Regions from separate parts of the Homo sapiens genome. Here region 1 is linked to region 2. Evidence: read pairs that join two places in POLR2A ChIA-PET (ENCODE). Cell type or tissue: A673. All regions are shown on one strand. Links, peaks and the distances in the headings refer to the core of each region. The heading gives the core; the rest is flanking DNA. Region 1 overlaps CSTB (cystatin B). Region 2 overlaps TRAPPC10 (trafficking protein particle complex subunit 10).

Region 1 (5,412 bases), core at 220-5,219, 250 kb after region 2:
ACTCTTGCCCAGGGTGGAGTGCAGTGGCACAATCTCGGCCCACTGCAACCTCCGCTTCCCAGGTTCAAGGGATTCTCCTGCCTTAGCCTCCCGAGTAGCTGGGATTGCAGGTGCTCGCCACCACGCCCAGCTAATTTTTGTATTTTTAGTAGAAACGGGGTTTTGCCATTTGGCTAGGCTGGTCTCAAACTCCTGACCTCAAGTGATCCGCCCACCTCAGCCTCCCAAAGTTCTGGGATTACATCCTTGAGCCACCGTACCCAGCTGGAACTGTTTTTTTCTACTTTATTATTAGGCTGACAGTTTAAATGTCCCTTCAGTTGTAAGAGACAATTGTGTGAAGAGCCAGTGTCAGAATCGTGTGTGTGCTCACATGCGTGCAAGTTACTCTAGCAGGAGGGAATCCAAGAAGCCACTGAGACATCCTCATTCTGTCCCTTCTGTCTAGGTGAGGTCCCAGCTTGAAGAGAAAGAAAACAAGAAGTTCCCTGTGTTTAAGGCCGTGTCATTCAAGAGCCAGGTGGTCGCGGGGACAAACTACTTCATCAAGGTAGAGTGTGGGCCTCAGGAGGGCCTGCCCCGAACGGGTGCTGGTAGGAAACCGCCTGTGCAGGCCCGGGCTGTGTGGTCTTAGGTGCTGGGGCGCCCTGTGGCTGCCCCCTGAGATAAGCATCCTACTGTGTGTGTCCATCGGCCTTTCAGGAGGACTAGGGCTTCTGGGGAGCTAAGAACCCCAAGGAAACAAGTGTGGGATGTGAGGCATCCCCTGCACATGCAGGAGAAGACAAGATTGTCTTCAGCTGGCTGCTAATGACCTGGAGGGGCGCAGCAAGGTGACTTGGGATCAGAGGCTTCGCTCACTCCGCTCTCTTCCCAGGTGCACGTCGGCGACGAGGACTTCGTACACCTGCGAGTGTTCCAATCTCTCCCTCATGAAAACAAGCCCTTGACCTTATCTAACTACCAGACCAACAAAGCCAAGCATGATGAGCTGACCTATTTCTGATCCTGACTTTGGACAAGGCCCTTCAGCCAGAAGACTGACAAAGTCATCCTCCGTCTACCAGAGCGTGCACTTGTGATCCTAAAATAAGCTTCATCTCCGGGCTGTGCCCCTTGGGGTGGAAGGGGCAGGATTCTGCAGCTGCTTTTGCATTTCTCTTCCTAAATTTCATTGTGTTGATTTCTTTCCTTCCCAATAGGTGATCTTAATTACTTTCAGAATATTTTCAAAATAGATATATTTTTAAAATCCTTACAGATTGCCTCCTTTGTTTTAGACTTTTTTCTTCGTCTGAACCACCCCGGGCAGGTCCTTCCCCTCGGGGGCATGGAGGGCGGAGAGACTGCCTGGCTCACACAGCAAGCAGGTGGTGGACCCAGGATTCACACCTGCCCACTCCGGCCCGCGTTCCTAACCACCACTCTTTACATGTTGGTGCTTTGACTCTTAGGTCCTGGCCCCAAGCTTCAGTTTCTCCCATAAAATAAAAGAGTGTGAGTAAATCCAATTCCAGAGCATAACTGGCTCCAGATCTCAGATACATTCACGCACTTTATGCTCTGGTACGGAGAGGCAGCCACACAGTGTCGTGCACGTGCAGAATAGCCTGCAGCCTCACTGAGTGCCCTGTGGTGCGGGAGGCTTCCCATGGAGCCACGTGGGCTTCTAAAGGGAGGTATCTTAGGAGAGCGTGGCTGTTTTTAAAAACACCTTCTAGTTTTCAACAGGGATTACTTCCCATTCATGGAATTGGTCCGGTGCCTTCCCAACTGTGATTCTATGTTAAATAGGACAGAAGAGGGAGCATCATACATGATAAGAGCTAAGACTGGGGGTGAAAGTCTCTGTGCACCGGGGTCATGATGTGAACGTGTTCCTGAGGGTGTCCTGAGCTGCGCTTTGCCTCCGAGGCGTCCGGCAGCGTATGCCAGAACTGCAGCTGCAGGGTTCAGGCTGTCCAGATCGTGGGGGATCTGTGAAGACTAAGGAGGGATCTACCAGTGAGTCCACAGAGCTTTGAAAGTGATGTTAGGAAATTCTGAATCAGGCCGGGCGCGGTGGCTCACACCTAGAATCCCAACACTTTGGGAGGCCAAGGTGGGTGGATCACTCTGAGGTCAGGAGTTCTAGGCCAGCCTGACCCACATGGTGAAACCCTGTCTCTACTAATAATAAAAAAATTAGCTGGGCGTTGTGGCAGGCGCCTGTAATCCCAGCTACTTGGGAGGCTGAGACGGGAGGATCACTTGGACTCGGGAGGTGGTGGGTGCAGTGAGCCGAGATCGTACCTCTGCACTCCAGCCTGGGTGGGTGACAGAGTGAGATCCTATCTCAAAAAAAAACCAAAAAGAAAACTGAATCATGGACTGTGTGTATTCTACACTCTTAACATGAACTCTGAGACTAAGCTTTTATAACATGCAAAACAGAATCAAGCAGTTTTGCATTGAAAGGAAAACCCGTTGTATTTCCCACTTGAGAATTTCCAGCGGAAGGCAGGTGGGGGAGGGGCTGTTTAGGGGACCACGCAGCGGGAGAGCCATCCCCAACAGGAAGGGAGCGGTTGTCTGCAGGAGCAGTGACCAGGAACTCCTATGGGGCACCTGGGTTGGGGGAAGCTGGATTTAGGGTTAGAAGCTTGTGTGTAAACAGGAAATATCAGTGTAAAACAGAAAATAAAATATGTAATTAATGCTGTGGTCTGGTTTAAATACAAGTTGACAAAGGGATCAAAATTACAGGCTCACGCCTGTAATCCCAACACTTTGGGAGGCTGAGGTGGGTGGATCACTTGAGGTCAGGAGTTCCGGGACCAGCCTGACCAACATGGTGAAACCCCATCCCTACTGAAAAAAATAAAATAAAATACAAAAAACTAGCCAGGCAGGTGCCTGTAATCCCAGCTACTCAGGAGGCTGAGGCAAGAGAATAGCTTGAACCCAGGAGGCAGAGGAGGTTGCAGTGAGCCGAGATTGCACCACTACACTCCAGCCTGGGCAACAGAGTAAGACTCCGTTTCTCTCTCTCTCTCTATATATATATATAATTTATATGAAGTTGTCAATTTCATCCACACGCTGTCTGCTTCCTTAGGAGCATCAACAGCAGCAGCTTGGAAATCTGATGAATTTCACTACCCGCTGACAAAAGTCCCTTGTTACCGAACCCCCCGCTGGTTTAACCGAACCCCCCGCTGGTTTAACCCTGCCCTCTGAGAGTGCATTAGGAGCTCTGATATGGTGTGGCTGTGTCTCCACCCAAATTTCATCTTGAATTATAGCTCCCATAATCCCGTGTCATGGGAGGGACCTGGTGGGAGGTCATTGAATCATGGAGGTGGTTACCCTCATGCTGTTCTCGTGATAGTGAGTGAATCCTCATGAGATCTGATGGTTTCATAAGGGGCTTTCCCCGCTTTTGCTGGCACGTCTCCTTCCTGCCACCATGTGAAGAAGGATGTGTTTCCTTCCCCTTCTGCCATGATTGTGTTTCCTGAGGCCTCCCTAGCCATGCTGAACTGTGAGTCAATTAAACCTCTTTCCTTTATAAATTATCCAGTCATGGATATGTCTTTATTAGCAGCATGAGAATGGACTAATACAGGAGCTCAAAGTGGATGAGGCACGTAGTAGGGGAAGAATGAAGTCAGCTCGGACTCCCGTGGGGCTCACAGCATGGGGGCGGTGACTGTCACTGTCACGGATGTGAAATTGTACCAAGTGCCCTAAGGGAGGGTCCTGCTGGGGGTAAACGGGGATCTGACAGAGGTGCAGAAGGCTTCTGGGCAGAGGCCATGGCCAAGTTCAGACCTGAGGCTTGAGGAGGAGGAGCTAGAGGCTGAGGTGGGTGAGACCGTCCTGGCGCCAGCAGCAGAGAGTGGGGAGTCCAGGTTGGGCAAGAGCATGGCGCATTCTGGGAGGCGGCTGAATGCCTCATAGCCACGACGTCACGGCAGCTGCCCTGGAGGGGCCCTGAGTCCTGGGACAGAGCAGGAGCAGAGCCCCTGGTGTGCCCAGCAGTCTGGAGGGCGGGACGGGCTACCCTGAATGAATTAAGACGCTGGATCTCCAGGACACTGATGGCTTAGGTCCTTCCCCATCCTGGAACATGAACCAGAAAACAGAGGCCTACGTGCTGGGACCTGCCATGAGCCACTTCCCCTCCAGACCCCTGAGAGCCAGAAAGAAAACGTGGAGGTCTTACTCATGGTTCGTTCAGGCATGTTTCCCCAAAACTGCCTCGGCAATGTTAAAAATGGCTTGAGCTTTGGGAGGCCGAGGTGGGAGGATCACTTGAGCTCAGGAGTTTGAGACCAGCCTAGGCAACAGAGTGAGACCCCTATCTCTACAAAAAATAAAAAATTAGCCAGGTTTGGCGACACACACTTGTAGTCCCAGCTACTTGGTAGGCTGAGGTGGGAGGATCATATCATTTGAGCCGGGAGGTCGAGGCTGCAGTGAGCCATCATCACACCACTGAACTCTGGCCTGGGTGACAGAGAGAGATCCTGTCTTGAAGATAATAATAATAATAAATAAATAAATGAAAACGGCAAGGGGAGCCAGGGCAGCAGAGGCCTACAACCCCCTCCAGGGGCAGCCCCTCTCCTGCAGTCCGCCCTACAGCCTGGGCGCCTGCTCAAGTCACAGGTAGGACGGGAAGGTGGAGGGGTGGGTGCGCAAAGTCCAGAACGTGCAGGAGCCCAGGACGGCCTGGCCTGAGCTCCCCGTTTGTAACGCGGGCCCCGTCCTGAAAGGGAACACCGCTTCCACACGCTGGACACCAAACGCTGCTTGAGTTGCTCCTGTGAGTGCTGCCTGTTTCCACTGGGGCCCTGGCTGATGGAAATGCACTCAACAGATGCTAGGCAAGGAACCGCCCCACGCTGAGAGCGCAGACCCTCACTCTGAAGCTCCTGAGGCAGGCATGCTCCCTGGGCTGAGCAGGCAGCTGCGGGTCCCCAGCCAGCTGTCACTCACTCTCGAGTGACAGTGTCATCTTGGTTGGGTCTCCTACCCTCCACCCCGAATTCTCAGCGAGCATCACTTTTCCCAAAGCTGGTAGGGTTTTTTTTTGTTTTTTTGTTTGTTTGTTTTTGAGATGGAATTTCACTCTTGTCACCTGGGCTGGAGTGCAATGGTGCTATCTTGGCTCACTGCAACCTCCACCTCCCGGGTTGAAGTGATTCTCCTGCCTCAGCCTCCTGAGTAGCTGGGATTACAGGTGCCTGCCACCATGCCTGGCTAATTTTTGTATTTTTAGTAGAGACCGGGTTTCACCATGTTGGCCAGGCCAGTCTCGAACTCCTGACCTCAGGTGATCCACCCCCTTCAGCCTCTCAAAGTGCTGGGACTATAGGCGTGAGCCCCCACTCCAGGCCTGGGTTTTGTTTTTTTGAGACAAGGGTC
Region 2 (5,341 bases), core at 273-5,272:
GAAAGCGGGGCAGAGCTCTGGGGTCTGATTACATGGACCAATCAGTTTTTGGATTATTTATGCAGTTGCAATTGGATTTTCTGTTACATGCAATCAGATTACTAACATAGGCTTAGCTATTTCCTGAATTATTACTGTATTCCCTGAGATTTTTACAAGCACGTATTCATGCATTACTTGTGTAATTTAAAACCTTTTATGTTCAAAGCAAATAAGAAACACGATGGGGGAAAGAATTCAAAAAGATGACTTCAGTGATTTAGTGTAACAGGTAACATTTCAATAAATTCAATGTCTTACTCTGTTCAGGCTGCCATAACAACATACAATAAACTAGGATGGCTTATAAACAGCAGAAATTTATTTATCATTTCTGGAGGGTGTAAGTCTGAGTCAAGGCTTCAGCAGGTTGAGTACCTTGGTCTTGCTGTGCCCTCACGTGGGGGAAGGGGCAAGGGAGATCTCTGGGGCCCTTTTTTATAAGGGCACTAATCCCTTTTGTGGGGACTCCAGCCACATGACCTAATCACCTCCCAAAGGCCCCACCTCCCAAAACCATCACATTAGGGTCATGGAACAGCTGCTAGGTAACACAGTCAAGAGAAGGGCCACCTGTTTACCGTCCCTCCAGACAGCACCGTGCGCCTGCTATGCCCCCGGCACTTCACGCATACTCACCCTGAACCCTCATATGGAAACCAAGACATCAAGAACTCCCCTAATTGGCCCAACATCAAGCAAATGAGCGCCAAGGCTGGGATTCGAACCCAGGTAGCTTGGCTTAGGACTCAATACTGCCCAGTGCTCCTTCCCAACTTCTTAATTCTAACAAGTTTACTACTTACTCTGCAGCAGTTGTTTTAACAATGGTTGGCTGAAAATATGGGTTCCAAAAGGCCTTCCGCAGACAGAGTGAACATTTCTGTCATCTGTTTTTTACTGAACCAATTCTTGAACGTGCAAAGCCGTGATGGTCTTACTCATACAAAAGTATAAAAGGATCACAAAATTATAACCCTGAGAGAGTGGCTAAGCAAAACAGAATGTTCAGTCAGTTTGTCGCTTTCCTAAATACCTGACATGATATATTTTCAAGGTCAATACTTCTATTTGGAGATTTATGTTGGAAAAAAAAACCTTGACATAAGGAGTCTGAATATTTGCTGATACTCTGATACAGGACAATTTTTCTTCAAATTCTTTAGCATAATCTTGGTAAAAGGAACAGTAAGTTTTCTAATAAAATACATCTCACTTTATCTTAAATTGTTGGAGACATGTGGAGTGTTTCAACCTGTTAACAAGACACTGTCCTCGGCCACCTAATGGGCTGTCTTATTTTCAAAGGCTGGCTTTATTCTGTAGGGCTTAGTAGGCCCCAGAGCACTAATGGGTGAGAAAGACAGAGAAATGGATTTAGCTCAACCCAAGAAATGCTGTGGCCTACGAGAGAAGACCCTGAGGGTGGAGGGGGGTGAAGAATGACAGAAAGTGTCCCACAGCTGGGGGCCTCAACCATGGGCTGGGTCATCTCCCAGTTGCGACTAAAAGCAGCGGAGTGACTGGACTAGACAAGAGATGAACTAATTTTAAGGCCCTCCAAGCAAGGTTCCATGATTCTATTTTTGAACAAAAAAGTCAAAGGAAATGTATAATTTATCTAAGATTTGCTTTACAGAAAATTTTGCAGAAATAATAATTCTTTAAGCCTATTAACAAAAGAAAGCTGCAATCCACTATGAGGCAGTTCATGTTTGAAAACACGGGATTAGAGAGGGCACCGTCTTCAAGCCTAGGAATGCAAGTGCTTGCCCATAGGCCATACATTCATTTCTCTTCAATGGCTTTTGGTAAAACGGGCTTTCAAATGGACGATAAAAACATCCGAGATTACAAACTGGGAAGTCATCTCAGCCTGTTCAATAATGCATAAAGTATTTGCTATAATTCGTGTATAATGTCGAGGCAGTAATGAAAATTAATGCTTCAGATTGGGAGCTCTTTCATGGTGAAAACTAACATCAAATGCATAATCATGGGTATGGAAGCCTCCCCGGTGCTCCTGCCAGAGTATCTGTCCGTGAAAAGCCTTCGCAGTCGGGGGTGGGGGCAGGGAGTGAAGGTCAACGAGAAAGCACAAAAAAGGATCCAGATGTTATCCAGATTCTCTAGGTAGAAAGCAAGGTTTAGTCACCCCCTAAGATGACTAGGCAACTAACTCCACATTTCTAGCATAGACACTGTCCTCCCTTCATTAGAAGGCACATATTTGAGAAGTAAAGCAAATGAACCCTCCCACAGTTCTGCACCACCAAGTTTAAAGGCCAAGTCTAAAGAAGTACTCAGTACACCCCCTGCCATGTCATCGCCGGCTTAACGTTATACCCATTCAGCCTGGCTCTCCTCCAGGTCCTTCCTGTGGTCTCTACCTTCCCTCTGACACACACACACACACACACACACACACACACACACACACACACACACACACACACACACCCCTGCCCTCTGCTGCTCTCTCCCAGCACCCAGTCATATGACAATACTACCCACTGTAGGTGGGGTCAAAAGAAAACCCATACATTAGTGTTCATCAAGTTTCCTACTGTGGAAATTTGCAGAAAAGGAACTACTACACGTAAAGACTAGTCAAAAGACAGAAAGTCCCAGTCTTTTTCTGTTTTAACTTAAAAGACAAGAACACACAGGCCAAGAATGTTAAGAAGTTGAATGAACTCTTCTAATCAAGGAAACAAGTTGCCTTCTCTAGCCCTCAGAGAGCAAACTTAAAATTCAAGAGTTTAAAAACAAAAAGACTGGATAAATGCATCTGAATATAAGAATACTGAGGAATCAGCCTTTAACAGTGTATACATTTTTTAAATAAACACAGCATTACTGTAGCAGTTTGAACCACAGTACTGTATTTACAAGTTAAAAAGAGACACTCCTGTTCCTGGCACCCCAATGCCTTAAGGCTTTAGACAGAAGGGTTCCCAAACTGGTCTTTCCCCAGACTTCCCCTTTGCCACTGGCTTTGTTCAAGGGCTGGCTTCTCAGCGAGGCCTACAGGCAGTTTCCCAATGGTGCAAGCACTCAGGAGGGAGCTGAGGCAGCATCAGCACAGTGACATAACCATTTGCCTCAGCCCAGCAACCCGCCCTGCAGGGCTCCATCCCAACAGGCCCGTCGGAAAGGCCACAGACAGGCTATCTGTGCACAACTACTGGAAACAGTAAAACACAAAACAACTCAAATTCCACCAGGAGGGGACTGGCAGAATAAACCACGGAATATCGACATCATGGAATGAGAATGATCTCAACATACTCCTAGCGTGGAGTGGAGTCCGGGGGAAAGTGAGGTGGGACAGTGTGTGCAGCTGGCAATGTCTAAGCTAAGAAAGGGAAATACAAATATGTTTGGATGTTTTTCACGTGGAAGGAAAACCATAAAAACTGTGATGGAGTACTCAGGAAGGGAGGAGTTAGCATGGAGAGGACAGAACATACACAAGGCTTCTTTAAATAGACCTCATTTTGTAGATTTAATTTTGGAAGTAAATATTTTATATAGTTATAAAGCAATTAGATTTTTTCAAGGTTTTCCCTAAAAATAATCAGGAAAAATAAAACAAGTGAACTTAAATGTATACATATACATTTAGTGGTATAATCTCAGAGAGAGGAGCTATGACAAGTAACTTTAAAACTACAGTAATTTGACTGTTCATTCCTTATGGGATACATCCAAATGCCAATAAGAACTGTCAAAAACAGTTCTAGACCTGTGTTCACTAGTCCTGTTGTTGATGGTGGAGTTAATAGTGTTATTCAGAGTCTATGTAATGAGGGATAAAGCAACTGAAAGCAAGTGAGCAATCGTGTGATGTTCTATTCAGTGGCCCCTGGCCCTTCAGCATCAGCACCACCTGGGCATTTGTTAGAAATGCTCATTCTCAGGCCCCACCCAGACCTGTTCAATCAGAAATGGGGAATGGACCCAGCCATCTGTGTGTCCACAAGCCCTCCAGGTGACTGAAGCAGCATGAGCTGGGGAACCTCTAACTCTAGCCTCCTCAAGTACCCATGAGAATTAGGATTTTCAGTGTGGAAAAGAGAAAACACAGAGGATGGAGCTGTTAATTAAAACCCTGCAGCCCTGAGTTTTCATCAAAAAGAGTGAACTTATGATGTATTTTATCTTAAAAATACAAAAAACAAAGAACAATTCCTAGGCTGGTGCGGTGGCTCACGCCTGTAATCCCAATGCTTTGGGAGGCCAAGGTGGGTGGATCACCTGAGGTCGGGAATTTGAGACCAGCTTGGCCAACACGGTGAAACCCTGTCTCTACTAAAAATATAAAAATTAGCCAGATGTGATGGCATGCACCTGTAATCCCAGCTACTCACTACTCGGGAGGCTGAGGCACAAGAATCTCTTGAACCTGAGAGGCAGAGGTTGCAGTGGGCTGAGATCGTGCCATTGCACTACAGCATGGGCAACAGAGTAAGAGCCTGTCTCAAAACAAAACAAAACAAAAACAAAAAACAAACAAACAAAAATGCCTAGCTATTCCTAGCTCTGCCTATTGAAAAGGCCTCACAGCAACTAGGAGCCCAAGCTTGCAGACTATGGTCTTGAAATACTATTTTTCACTAAAAGGAATCAGGGCTCCTTGGCAATTGCTAAGTGCAGATCAGGGCATTAAATGTTCAAAATGAGCCCGGAACATCTTGTCAGGCTAGATAGGAAAGAATCTGACAAAGATGCCTCTATCTTAGACCCCAACATGAAAGAGACTCTCCCTGGCCAAAGGGAGAACAACCTGCTCACCAACGAGGCAACAATGCAATGGACTGTAACACATCAAGTATGTTCATAATGATTAAGTTCACAGCCATACTAAACGAACAACAAAAACACGCCAACCGATCACCTCTGAAAGATGCCAGTGAACCAACTCACTTTGAAAATGGTTACATAGGCCGGGCGCGGTGGCTCACATCTGTAATCCCAGCACTTTGGGAGGCTGAGGCGGGAGGATCACGACGAGGTCAGGAGATCGAGACCATCCTGGCTAACACGGTGAAACCCCATCTCTACTAAAAATACAAAAAATTAGCCCGGCGTGGTGGCGGGCACCTGTAGTCCCAGCTACTCGGGAGGCTGAGGCAGGGGAATGGCGTGAACCCGGGAGGTGGAACTTGCAGTGAGCCAAGATGGAGCCACTGCACTCCAGCATGGGCGACAGAGCAAGACTCTGTCTCAAAAAAAAAAAAAAAAAAAAAAAAAGACATAGGGAAATGAGAATATCACCATTTTGCAACCTTTAGGGAAT

Evidence for each region. ChIA-PET counts read pairs that join two places held together with the same protein. Peaks named below come from ENCODE experiments on the same cell type or tissue, not always from the same donor. Only the 100,000 strongest peaks of a DNase experiment are listed, where the experiment ranks them.
Region 1: POLR2A ChIA-PET joins it to region 2 with 11 read pairs; 4 of 35 experiments call an interaction of 5 or more read pairs at or near these places.

The regions. Positions count from the first base shown.
Region 1 is chr21:43,769,796-43,775,207 of GRCh38, reverse strand. CSTB (cystatin B) reads left to right here. Exons shown (of 3, transcript NM_000100.4): 2 at 449-550; 3 at 878-1,258. The coding sequence ends at 1,006. Among named protein-coding and RNA genes, the nearest start is that of CSTB, 3.8 kb to the left of the region's middle. RefSeq lists enhancers at 3,414-4,335, 4,336-5,258. In A673, for the core only: no CTCF peak of the experiment used is centred there; a DNase peak (open chromatin) is centred at 3,307; H3K27ac peaks cover 2,401 bases.
Region 2 is chr21:44,022,980-44,028,320 of GRCh38, reverse strand. All of the region lies in intron 1 of TRAPPC10 (trafficking protein particle complex subunit 10), which reads right to left. Among named protein-coding and RNA genes, the nearest start is that of TRAPPC10, 13 kb to the right of the region's middle. In A673, for the core only: no CTCF peak of the experiment used is centred there; no DNase peak of the experiment used is centred there; H3K27ac peaks cover 3,226 bases.